Linked DNA regions of Homo sapiens: region 2 is linked to region 1. Evidence: read pairs that join two places in POLR2A ChIA-PET (ENCODE). Cell type or tissue: OCI-LY7. All regions are shown on one strand. Each heading gives the region's core, and the rest is flanking DNA. Links, peaks and the distances in the headings are about the cores only. Region 1 overlaps DUSP22 (dual specificity phosphatase 22). Region 2 overlaps IRF4 (interferon regulatory factor 4).

Region 1 (5,371 bases), core at 222-5,221:
TCCAGTGGGCCAGCACTTTATACCAACTCAGCATTTAAGGGAAGTATCTTAGATTGCCTCCATCTCAATGTGAATGCACCAGGCTGAGGGTTCCCTAGCGCCTTGAGTCAAGGCCACTTTTCAGCCCATCGAGCCCTGAGTTCTACTTGGTGTTTGTTCTCTGGAGCTGATTGCACTTGAGCTCTGTGGTGGGCAGGCGCACTTTAGCCTAAGTTGGGTGCCCCAGGGCACCCCCTCCTCTCTGCTCCTTGCCAGCTTCATTCACTCCCAGCCTCTCGCTGTCCTCACTTTGCAGGGGCTCCTCCTCAACATTTGCATGCACCTGCAAGAATTGGGAAGAAAGAGCATTTATTAGGCACTGTAGCAATTTGCATTTTAAAATGCCTGAGCATTTATTAAGCTTCTTGGTATTCACTTGGGTTTGATAATTGATCTGAGCTACCTCATTGAATGTTTTTGGAAAGGTGTTTTTTGGTATGCAAGTCAGCTTTGCCTCACAGTTGAAAATGTTCGGTCATGATTGCTTTTGAAACCAAAGGGGAAGGTACCGATATCATTGAGCTATTTAAAGTTGCCAGTTTGGGCTCCAGTAATGCTTTCTGGTGGGTAAAATTCCACATTCAGGCCACGAGAGCATCTACAGTTTGTACTCTGGGGCTGCAGGCATCCTGGGACGCTGTACGCAATTCAGTGGTCTAGTCCTTTATACCGACTCAGATTCCTTAAGCATGCAGAGTCACTCGAATGAAAAAACATACTCGACCTCTCCCTAAAAAGATGTTGCAACCCAGTTTCTCTGAATTCCACCACAAAAAGAGACCCTGAATAAGAAGAGCAGTTTTCCTGTGCATATAGAGGGTGTGTCAAAGGTGAGCTTTTTGGGGACCGGGAAAAACAAAGTTGCCTGATTCCGCGCAGGTGCACAGGCCCCGGATGTACACCCGGAAAGGGGAGTGTGGCTGTAGAATCATCCATCCGTCTACAGCTAAAACAATTTGCCAATAAAGTACATGTTTTTCCTAAGCCAAAAATAAATACGTTAACAGAAAAATGATTTAGGATATAGCTTGAATGCTTAAATATGTGCACCTTTACAAACCTCTCAGTGTATTCTTGGAGTTCTTGAAATGTTGTTTTAATATTTGTTGCCAGTAATGTTCTTTCTTCACAGCCGCTCCGGGAATTCTGAAGTTCTGGGCCTTTCTCAGAAGACTGTAATGTACCTGAAGTTTCTGAAATATTGCAAACCCACAGAGTTTAGGCTGGTGCTGCCAAAAAGAAAAGCAACATAGAGTTTAAGTATCCAGTAGTGATTTGTAAACTTGTTTTTCATTTGAAGCTGAATATATACGTAGTCATGTTTATGTTGAGAACTAAGGATATTCTTTAGCAAGAGAAAATATTTTCCCCTTATCCCCACTGCTGTGGAGGTTTCTGTACCTCGCTTGGATGCCTGTAAGGATCCCGGGAGCCTTGCCGCACTGCCTTGTGGGTGGCTTGGCGCTCGTGATTGCTTCCTGTGAACGCCTCCCAAGGACGAGCCCAGTGTAGTTGTGTGGCGTGAACTCTGCCCGTGTGTTCTCAAATTCCCCAGCTTGGGAAATAGCCCTTGGTGTGGGTTTTATCTCTGGTTTGTGTTCTCCGTGGTGGAATTGACCGAAAGCTCTATGTTTTCGTTAATAAAGGGCAACTTAGCCAAGTTTAAGGTCGCGTGCGATGCATTCTTCCCTAGCCAAGGGGCAGTCACCACGCGCCCTTCTGCCTGTGAGGGATTCCAAGGCAAGACTGAAGCCTACTCCTGGTTTTATTTTAGAGGCTATTGTTTGCCTCCAGAAGGCGCTATAGCAGATGCTACAAAAGGTGAATTCATGTCTCCAAGAAAGAAAAATAGGCCATGAGTGTGAGGCGAAGGAAATGTGGACATGAGAGTTAGTTCTGTTTTGCCTGCACGGTGGGAGCGGCGTATTCGGCACCTGGAACGAGTTGTGTTTGCCCAGGAGCATGCAGCCAGCCGCGCCGTGTGCATCTGCCGCACAGCATTGAACACAGCTACTCTCATTCCATCTTCAGCTTTTAATCTGAGGGAACGTCACCTGAATTGACGAGAAATTTAAGTCAATTTGTAAAATTTTCCTTCTCTGATCTGGTGGAGGAAAAGGGAAATTTAACGCTGCTAGGGTAAGTTTGGGTTGATCTAAAGGCAAGTGAACTCATGAGCTGGTTGACTGTAGGTGGCAGACTTTATGTAGATTCTGATGCCTTGAAGCTCCCGGCAGCAGCTCAGGGGAGTGGCTGGGGGCCACAGGAGAGGCATAGGGAGGTAAGGCACCTTGCCAGGTCCCCAGAGGTCTGACTCCTGAGCTTCTAGCCTCTGCAGCAGTCCGATGAGCGTGAGGGGACACTCTGAATGCCTGGTATGGCACAGGTGGCTCTGTCCTCGGTGCCTCTGAGTGTTTTCATGGGCCAGACCAGCAAGCCCTGGTTGTGTCTCCTGTGGGGCCCACTCAGGAGGCAGCAGCCAGGCCCCAGCACAGCCCAGGAAGACTTGTGTGTGTCTCCTGGGGTGTGAGGCAGTAGCCACAGCAGGAAAACAGGTTTTCATGCAACAGCCCCAGTCTGCAGGGTCACCCAGCTCTCAGCCAATGTCACTCCCCACTACCATGTCTTACTGCAGGCTTATATCTGACACCAACACCCATCATCTCATAATTGCGTGCTGCTCTGCAGGTCCCGAACTGTTGCCCCTAAGCTTTTTAAACTGACAGAGAAGGTATTTCACTCATTCGAGGCTCAGAGGGGCTGTGAAATGCACCTCGGAATGCGCCTGAAGATGTCCACATTGCTGGGACTGGAACCTGCTGGATCTTTTGGTCCCAAATCAGTGGGCAGGGAGGGAAGGAGTGAGGGCACAAGGGGCTGCCAGCTGTGGCTGGCGAAAGCAGCTGGGAGGAGCTCAGCAGAGTCACTCATGGGCTCCGGCCCAGGGCTCTGGAGGGTTCCACTGAGGCAGGGCCAGGCTCAGGCAGCAGTGTTGGCACCAGGAAGCTCTCCTTGCCTGCCCCCCTCCAGTCTCTGGGAGTTTGTTTTGGGCCATCGAGTGGGGGCAGTCAATTCCTGACCTCTGTCCGGAAGCTCAGGGCCATGCTGAGATGGTATTGACCATCTTAGATGTTACAAGCCAGAGATCCCGGTCTGTTCACAAGCAGGCCAGGCCTTGTGGGTCACCCTGGAGATGGGAATTGGCAACCTCTGAGCCCCCGTGAAGACCTGGACGTGTACAATGAGGTGGGTTGAGGTCCACGGCACTTTCCGTTATGCTGTTTTTTCTTCAATTTCTTTGAACACAGATCTTTTCTAGCCTGAAACTCAGAATCACAGCCTATAAGCAGAGGAGACTTAACTGGGTCAGCTGCCTCTCCATTCATTCATTCATTCATTCATTCATTGACTTGACAAATTTATAATGATCGTAACAGGTGCTATGGGATCCAGCCAGGCCTCAGACACACTCCTGATTCTCAGAAAGACTGTGGCCTGGGGGGGTTGGCAGTTAGGAAAGTTGTCACTCACAGCAGGGGTCCCCAGCCCCTGGGTCACAGAGCAGTACTGGTCCATGGCCTGTTAGGAGCTGAGCCACACAGCAGGAGGTGACCACTTCCTGTCAGATCAGCAGTGGCATCAAATGCTCATAGGAGCACAGACCCCATCGTGAACCGTATGCGAGGGATCTAGGTTGCACGCTCCTTATGATAATCTAATTAGTGCCCAGTGATCTGAGATGGAACAGTTTCGTCTCGAAACCATCCCTGCCCCACTGTGATCCATGGAAAAATTGTCTTCCACGAAACTGGTTCCTGGTACCAAAAAGGTTGGGGACTGCTGACTTACAGGACAGCATGGTAAGGACTATTACAGCTGTCCCTGGTGCCGTGTATGGGGGAAAGGGGTGAAAAGACACATTCCAGTTTGAGGAGGTGGGAACATTTAAGGGAAGTATCTTAGAAAACGCAGTACCTAATTTAAGACCTGCAGTATAAGCCGTGGAATGAGCTGGGCATGGCGGGAAGGAAGGAGAGTTCAGGTGGAGGCTCAGCACGTGGGCTAGCCAGCAGGCATGAAAGACCTTGGGGTCAGGAACGAGAGCCACTGCAGAACTAGAGCAGCCTCCCCAGGGCTGGGCAGTGCTGGGATTGTGCCAGCAAGGCTGCGAGCACAGCCGAAGCCTGACCAGCCAGGTTTACTTCCTAGGCCAGCCCTTGGAGCTAAGCAGGCTGAGAGGGGCAGCACCTTACCATGTTCTCAGAGGTCTGACTCCTGAGCTTGTAACCTTGTAAGTGGTGCGGCTGCAATTCTGCAGATGGTGGGGGAGTGGAGGACTTGCTGAAGGGTGCTGAGCCAGCGGGACGCATGATGGATGTGCAGGCAGAAGGCTCACGCAGGTGCCCAAGTGGGGTGGGACTGCATGTTGGGGCCAGTCAGGAGGCTGCTGCTAGGACTATGCCGGTGAGAAAAAACAGCAGCCTGCCACGGGTCATGGTGGTGGAGATGAAGAGGGGCCCAGCAGGCAAATGGACTTGATGGAGGGTGGGGAAGGACATGCAACTATTCTTGGTGACTGATTGCATATTGGGGAGTGAGGGCCCAGTGCCCCGCCTGCTCTCTGGGACCTTGGTAACAGTGCGGTGGCTCTTTTGTCCCAGCATCTTCCTGTACTGTGTGGTGTGTATGCCTCTGCAAAAAGGTTTAAGGAAGATGCTACAGAAGGGGCTGGGTGGGTCCCAGATCAGGGGCCTCCAAGCGGGGCTGTGCTTGGGTGTAACCTGGCTCTGCGGTTAGGTACCATGTTTGTCCATCATCCAGGACACATTCCCAGGGACCAGACTCATGAAAATGAAGATTGAATTCAAATTTCCGATTTCCTATTTTACTGTGAAGGATAAAATATTGGCTCTCCAAAGACTAATGTCATCTCCTGGTCAGGCTAGCTCTGTTTCTGTCATTAGCAAGATTTGGGGAGATTACCTTAGTCCTGGGGCATTGTGCAGTGAGCGTGAGTGGTCAGGACCTGAAGCTGGGTAGCCAAGGCTCTGTCCATACCTGCCGTGTCTCCGGGCTGGGGTGCTGCTGGTGCAGCAGATGAGGCACATGTGAGAGCAGGGCTGCTGCTCCTGAGAGGCTGCCTTTCCTGGGCCCCAGGCAGACCCCTGCTGCACACCTGTTCTCTCTGCCCATGGTGATTATTATTTTGTGTGTCTGACAGAGTCTCACTCTGTTGCCCAGGCCAGAGTGCAGTGGTGCAGTCTCGGTTCACTGCGACCTCTGTCTCCCGGGTTCAAGTGACTCTCCTGCCTCAGCTTCCCAAGTAACTAGG
Region 2 (5,371 bases), core at 66-5,065, 57 kb after region 1:
TTTAGCTTAAGTCGTCATATATAAAATACAGTCTCTAATATCATGATTGATGGAGAGCATTCAGCTTGCCTTAGATGCTGTAAATTCAGGAAAAGCTGAACATTAAGGCGTTTTTGTTTTTTGGTGAGTGTGATCCACGCTAATAACCAGACAGTATAAATTTGAGGCCAGTTAGCTTCTCTTTTTCCACAATAGTAGTTTTGTTGTTGTTTAACTTTACTTTTTATTTCTTTTACCTCTGGTTGAGAACTATACAGATTACCTAGAAATCAAATCATTCAGGATGAGCTCCTTGTTTCTTTCAAACTGCAGTTGTGGAAAAACAAAATCATTGGCCTAAATTACCCTGCAGATTCCCTCAGACTTCCTTTTAATTTGATCACTTTACTTGATTTGATGCAGTTTTAGTTAAATGTACATTTTAAGTGGCAGTCGATTTGAAAGTAACATCTTTAACCCAGAATTAAGTCACTTTGGCTGTTTTTTTACATGTTGATCTATGGAAGGACTAACCAAAAAATTGCTTCTTTAGATGGCTCCAAATATGAAATGTTTTGATGTGTTCTAGGATGTAACTTTGGGCTTTACGTTACTGTCTCCTTAGAATCTGAGTGCTGTTTAATAGTGAGCCAGTTGCAGGATATCTCAGTAATGTCTTTTTAAAATCTCTTATTAAAGGTAGAACCTCTGCTAGCCAGACAACTATATTATTTTGCTCAACAAAACAGTGGACATTTCCTGAGGGGCTACGATTTACCAGAACACATCAGCAATCCAGAAGATTACCACAGATCTATCCGCCATTCCTCTATTCAAGAATGAAAAATGTCAAGATGAGTGGTTTTCTTTTTCCTTTTTTTTTTTTTTTTTTTGATACGGGGATACGGGGTCTTGCTCTGTCTCCCAGGCTGGAGTGCAGTGACACAATCTCAGCTCACTGTGACCTCCGCCTCCTGGGTTCAAGAGACTCTCCTGCCTCAGCCTCCCTGGTAGCTGGGATTACAGGTGTGAGCCACTGCACCCACCCAAGACAAGTGATTTTCATTGTAAATATTTGACTTTAGTGAAAGCGTCCAATTGACTGCCCTCTTACTGTTTTGAGGAATTCAGAAGTGGAGATTTCAGTTCAGCGGTTGAGGAGAATTGCGGCGAGACAAGCATGGAAAATCAGTGACATCTGATTGGCAGATGAGCTTATTTCAAAAGGAAGGGTGGCTTTGCATTTCTTGTGTTCTGTAGACTGCCATCATTGATGATCACTGTGAAAATTGACCAAGTGATGTGTTTACATTTACTGAAATGCGCTCTTTAATTTGTTGTAGATTAGGTCTTGCTGGAAGACAGAGAAAACTTGCCTTTCAGTATTGACACTGACTAGAGTGATGACTGCTTGTAGGTATGTCTGTGCCATTTCTCAGGGAAGTAAGATGTAAATTGAAGAAGCCTCACACGTAAAAGAAATGTATTAATGTATGTAGGAGCTGCAGTTCTTGTGGAAGACACTTGCTGAGTGAAGGAAATGAATCTTTGACTGAAGCCGTGCCTGTAGCCTTGGGGAGGCCCATCCCCCACCTGCCAGCGGTTTCCTGGTGTGGGTCCCTCTGCCCCGCCCTCCTTCCCATTGGCTTTCTCTCCTTGGCCTTTCCTGGAAGCCAGTTAGTAAACTTCCTATTTTCTTGAGTCAAAAAACATGAGCGCTACTCTTGGATGGGACATTTTTGTCTGTCCTACAATCTAGTAATGTCTAAGTAATGGTTAAGTTTTCTTGTTTCTGCATCTTTTTGACCCTCATTCTTTAGAGATGCTAAAATTCTTCGCATAAAGAAGAAGAAATTAAGGAACATAAATCTTAATACTTGAACTGTTGCCCTTCTGTCCAAGTACTTAACTATCTGTTCCCTTCCTCTGTGCCACGCTCCTCTGTTTGTTTGGCTGTCCAGCGATCAGCCATGGCGACACTAAAGGAGGAGGAGCCGGGGACTCCCAGGCTGGAGAGCACTGCCAGGACCCACCACTGGAAGCAGGATGGAGCTGACTACGGAACTGCACACTCAGTGGGCTGTTTCTGCTTATTTCATCTGTTCTATGCTTCCTCGTGCCAATTATAGTTTGACAGGGCCTTAAAATTACTTGGCTTTTTCCAAATGCTTCTATTTATAGAATCCCAAAGACCTCCACTTGCTTAAGTATACCTATCACTTACATTTTTGTGGTTTTGAGAAAGTACAGCAGTAGACTGGGGCGTCACCTCCAGGCCGTTTCTCATACTACAGGATATTTACTATTACTCCCAGGATCAGCAGAAGATTGCGTAGCTCTCAAATGTGTGTTCCTGCTTTTCTAATGGATATTTTAAATTCATTCAACAAGCACCTAGTAAGTGCCTGCTGTATCCCTACATTACACAGTTCAGCCTTTATCAAGCTTAGTGAGCAGTGAGCACTGAAACATTATTTTTTAATGTTTAAAAAGTTTCTAATATTAAAGTCAGAATATTAATACAATTAATATTAATATTAACTACAGAAAAGACAAACAGTAGAGAACAGCAAAAAAATAAAAAGGATCTCCTTTTTTCCCAGCCCAAATTCTCCTCTCTAAAAGTGTCCACAAGAAGGGGTGTTTATTCTTCCAACACATTTCACTTTTCTGTAAATATACATAAACTTAAAAAGAAAACCTCATGGAGTCATCTTGCACACACTTTCATGCAGTGCTCTTTGTAGCTAACAGTGAAGATTTACCTCGTTCTGCTCAGAGGCCTTGCTGTGGAGCTCCACTGCCATGTACCCAGTAGGGTTTGACATTTCATTAGCCATGCAACATGGATATGTATTGGGCAGCAGACTGTGTTTCGTGAACTGCAGTGATGTATACATCTTATAGATGCAAAGTATTTTGGGGTATATTATCCTAAGGGAAGATAAAGATGATATTAAGAACTGCTGTTTCACGGGGCCCTTACCTGTGACCCTCTTTGCTGAAGAATATTTAACCCCACACAGCACTTCAAAGAAGCTGTCTTGGAAGTCTGTCTCAGGAGCACCCTGTCTTCTTAATTCTCCAAGCGGATGCTCCATTTCAATTGCTTTGTGACTTCTTCTTCTTTGTTTTTTTAAATATTATGCTGCTTTAACAGTGGAGCTGAATTTTCTGGAAAATGCTTCTTGGCTGGGGCCACTACCTCCTTTCCTATCTTTACATCTATGTGTATGTTGACTTTTTAAAATTCTGAGTGATCCAGGGTATGACCTAGGGAATGAACTAGCTATGAAATACTCAGGGTTAGGAATCCTAGCACTTGTCTCAGGACTCTGAAAAGGAACGGCTTCCTCATTCCTTGTCTTGATAAAGTGGAATTGGCAAACTAGAATTTAGTTTGTACTCAGTGGACAGTGCTGTTGAAGATTTGAGGACTTGTTAAAGAGCACTGGGTCATATGGAAAAAATGTATGTGTCTCCCAGGTGCATTTCTTGGTTTATGTCTTGTTCTTGAGATTTTGTATATTTAGGAAAACCTCAAGCAGTAATTAATATCTCCTGGAACACTATAGAGAACCAAGTGACCGACTCATTTACAACTGAAACCTAGGAAGCCCCTGAGTCCTGAGCGAAAACAGGAGAGTTAGTCGCCCTACAGAAAACCCAGCTAGACTATTGGGTATGAACTAAAAAGAGACTGTGCCATGGTGAGAAAAATGTAAAATCCTACAGTGAAATGAGCAGCCCTTACAGTATTGTTACCACCAAGGGCAGGTAGGTATTAGTGTTTGAAAAAGCTGGTCTTTGAGCGAGGGCATAAATACAGCTAGCCCCAGGGGTGGAACAACTCTGGGAGTCTTGGGTACTCGCACCTCTTGGCTTTGTTGATGCTCCGCCAGGAAGGCCACTTGTGTGTGCGTGTCAGTTACTTTTTTAGTAACAATTCAGATCCAGTGTAAACTTCCGTTCATTGCTCTCCAGTCACATGCCCCCACTTCCCCACAGGTGAAAGTTTTTCTGAAAGTGTTGGGATTGGTTAAGGTCTTTATTTGTATTACGTATCTCCCCAAGTCCTCTGTGGCCAGCTGCATCTGTCTGAATGGTGCGTGAAGGCTCTCAGACCTTACACACCATTTTGTAAGTTATGTTTTACATGCCCCGTTTTTGAGACTGATCTCGATGCAGGTGGATCTCCTTGAGATCCTGATAGCCTGTTACAGGAATGAAGTAAAGGTCAGTTTTTTTTTGTATTGATTTTCACAGCTTTGAGGAACATGCATAAGAAATGTAGCTGAAGTAGAGGGGACGTGAGAGAAGGGCCAGGCCGGCAGGCCAACCCTCCTCCAATGGAAATTCCCGTGTTGCTTCAAACTGAGACAGATGGGACTTAACAGGCAATGGGGTCCACTTCCCCCTCTTCAGCATCCCCCGTACCCCACTTTCTGCTGAAAGAACTGCCAGCAGGTAGGACCCCAGAGGCCCCCAAATGAAAGCTTGAATTTCCCCTACTGGCTCTGCGTTTTGCTGAGATCTGTAGGAAAGGATGCTTCACAAACTGAGGTAGATAATGCTATGCTGTCGTTGGTATACATCATGAATTTTTATGTAAATTGCTCTGCAAAGCAAATTGATATGTTTGATAAATTTATGTTTTTAGGTAAATAAAAACTTTTAAAAATTTGTTATGGAATGTGTGTGTGTGTTATTAAACATGCATCCTGATAGCTTTTAAAGCACTTTCTCCTGCGGTTACGTTCCTTCAGAGAGGCTGCTGTACGTGTCTCTGAAATCAGATCTCCAAGTGTTCACCTTGTTAAAGAGACAAACGCTGGCCAAGTGCCGGGCTGCTCCTCCCACACAGAGGAGTGTCTGTGAAGAGTAATCATCCTGCTCTCCCGTTAGCATCTGCCTCCTCTTCCTTTATCTGTACTTTAAAAGGTTTAGGGCTTTCAAGGAAGTTGTTTTTAATGTTTTCTTTTGTTTATATTCGAAGCTCCTCTGATTTTGGTCATTGCTAAAAAGAAGGGATATAGGTTAACTAACACTCCAAATGTGAAAATCAAATGGAAAACTGGATAAAGAGAACAGGATTTAGATGGAACCCCTGGGGATCCGTACGTCTGCTGTTGACCTCAGCTCCAAACTCTTCCTCTCTCTGAGCAGCCAGGCAAGGGAGTCTCCTTTCTCAGCTTCATCGCTTCTACTGATTACATGGCTCAGCTCCTATGCACCTACTAACTTCCAGTCCAGCAGAAAAACTCAAAGAACCAGGCTGCAGCTGCTGGTGCTAAAATCCTTGCAGCTGAAGGTTACATAGAGCTGTCAGAAAAGTTTGTAGTTTGGATCTAGAACCCCCCCTAGAATAGTAGATTAGCATAATTTTGATTTT

Evidence for each region. Peaks named below come from ENCODE experiments on the same cell type or tissue, not always from the same donor. Only the 100,000 strongest peaks of a DNase experiment are listed, where the experiment ranks them.
Region 2: POLR2A ChIA-PET joins it to region 1 with 6 read pairs; 4 of 35 experiments call an interaction of 5 or more read pairs at or near these places.

The regions. Positions count from the first base shown.
Region 1 is chr6:349,651-355,021 of GRCh38, forward strand. It overlaps DUSP22 (dual specificity phosphatase 22), which reads left to right. Exons shown (of 7, transcript NM_001286555.3): 7 at 1-1,705. Among named protein-coding and RNA genes, the nearest start is that of IRF4, 39 kb to the right of the region's middle. RefSeq lists enhancers at 1,822-2,676, 4,328-4,377. In OCI-LY7, for the core only: CTCF peaks have their summits at 1,864 (motif pointing right) and 2,142; DNase peaks (open chromatin) are centred at 2,271, 4,368 and 5,201; H3K4me3 peaks cover 671 bases; H3K27ac peaks cover 2,912 bases.
Region 2 is chr6:406,777-412,147 of GRCh38, forward strand. IRF4 (interferon regulatory factor 4) reads left to right here. Exons shown (of 9, transcript NM_002460.4): 9 at 679-4,667. The coding sequence ends at 822. Among named protein-coding and RNA genes, the nearest start is that of IRF4, 18 kb to the left of the region's middle. RefSeq lists enhancers at 3,352-3,441, 3,862-4,011, 4,912-5,061. In OCI-LY7, for the core only: CTCF peaks have their summits at 2,208 and 2,411; a DNase peak (open chromatin) is centred at 2,245.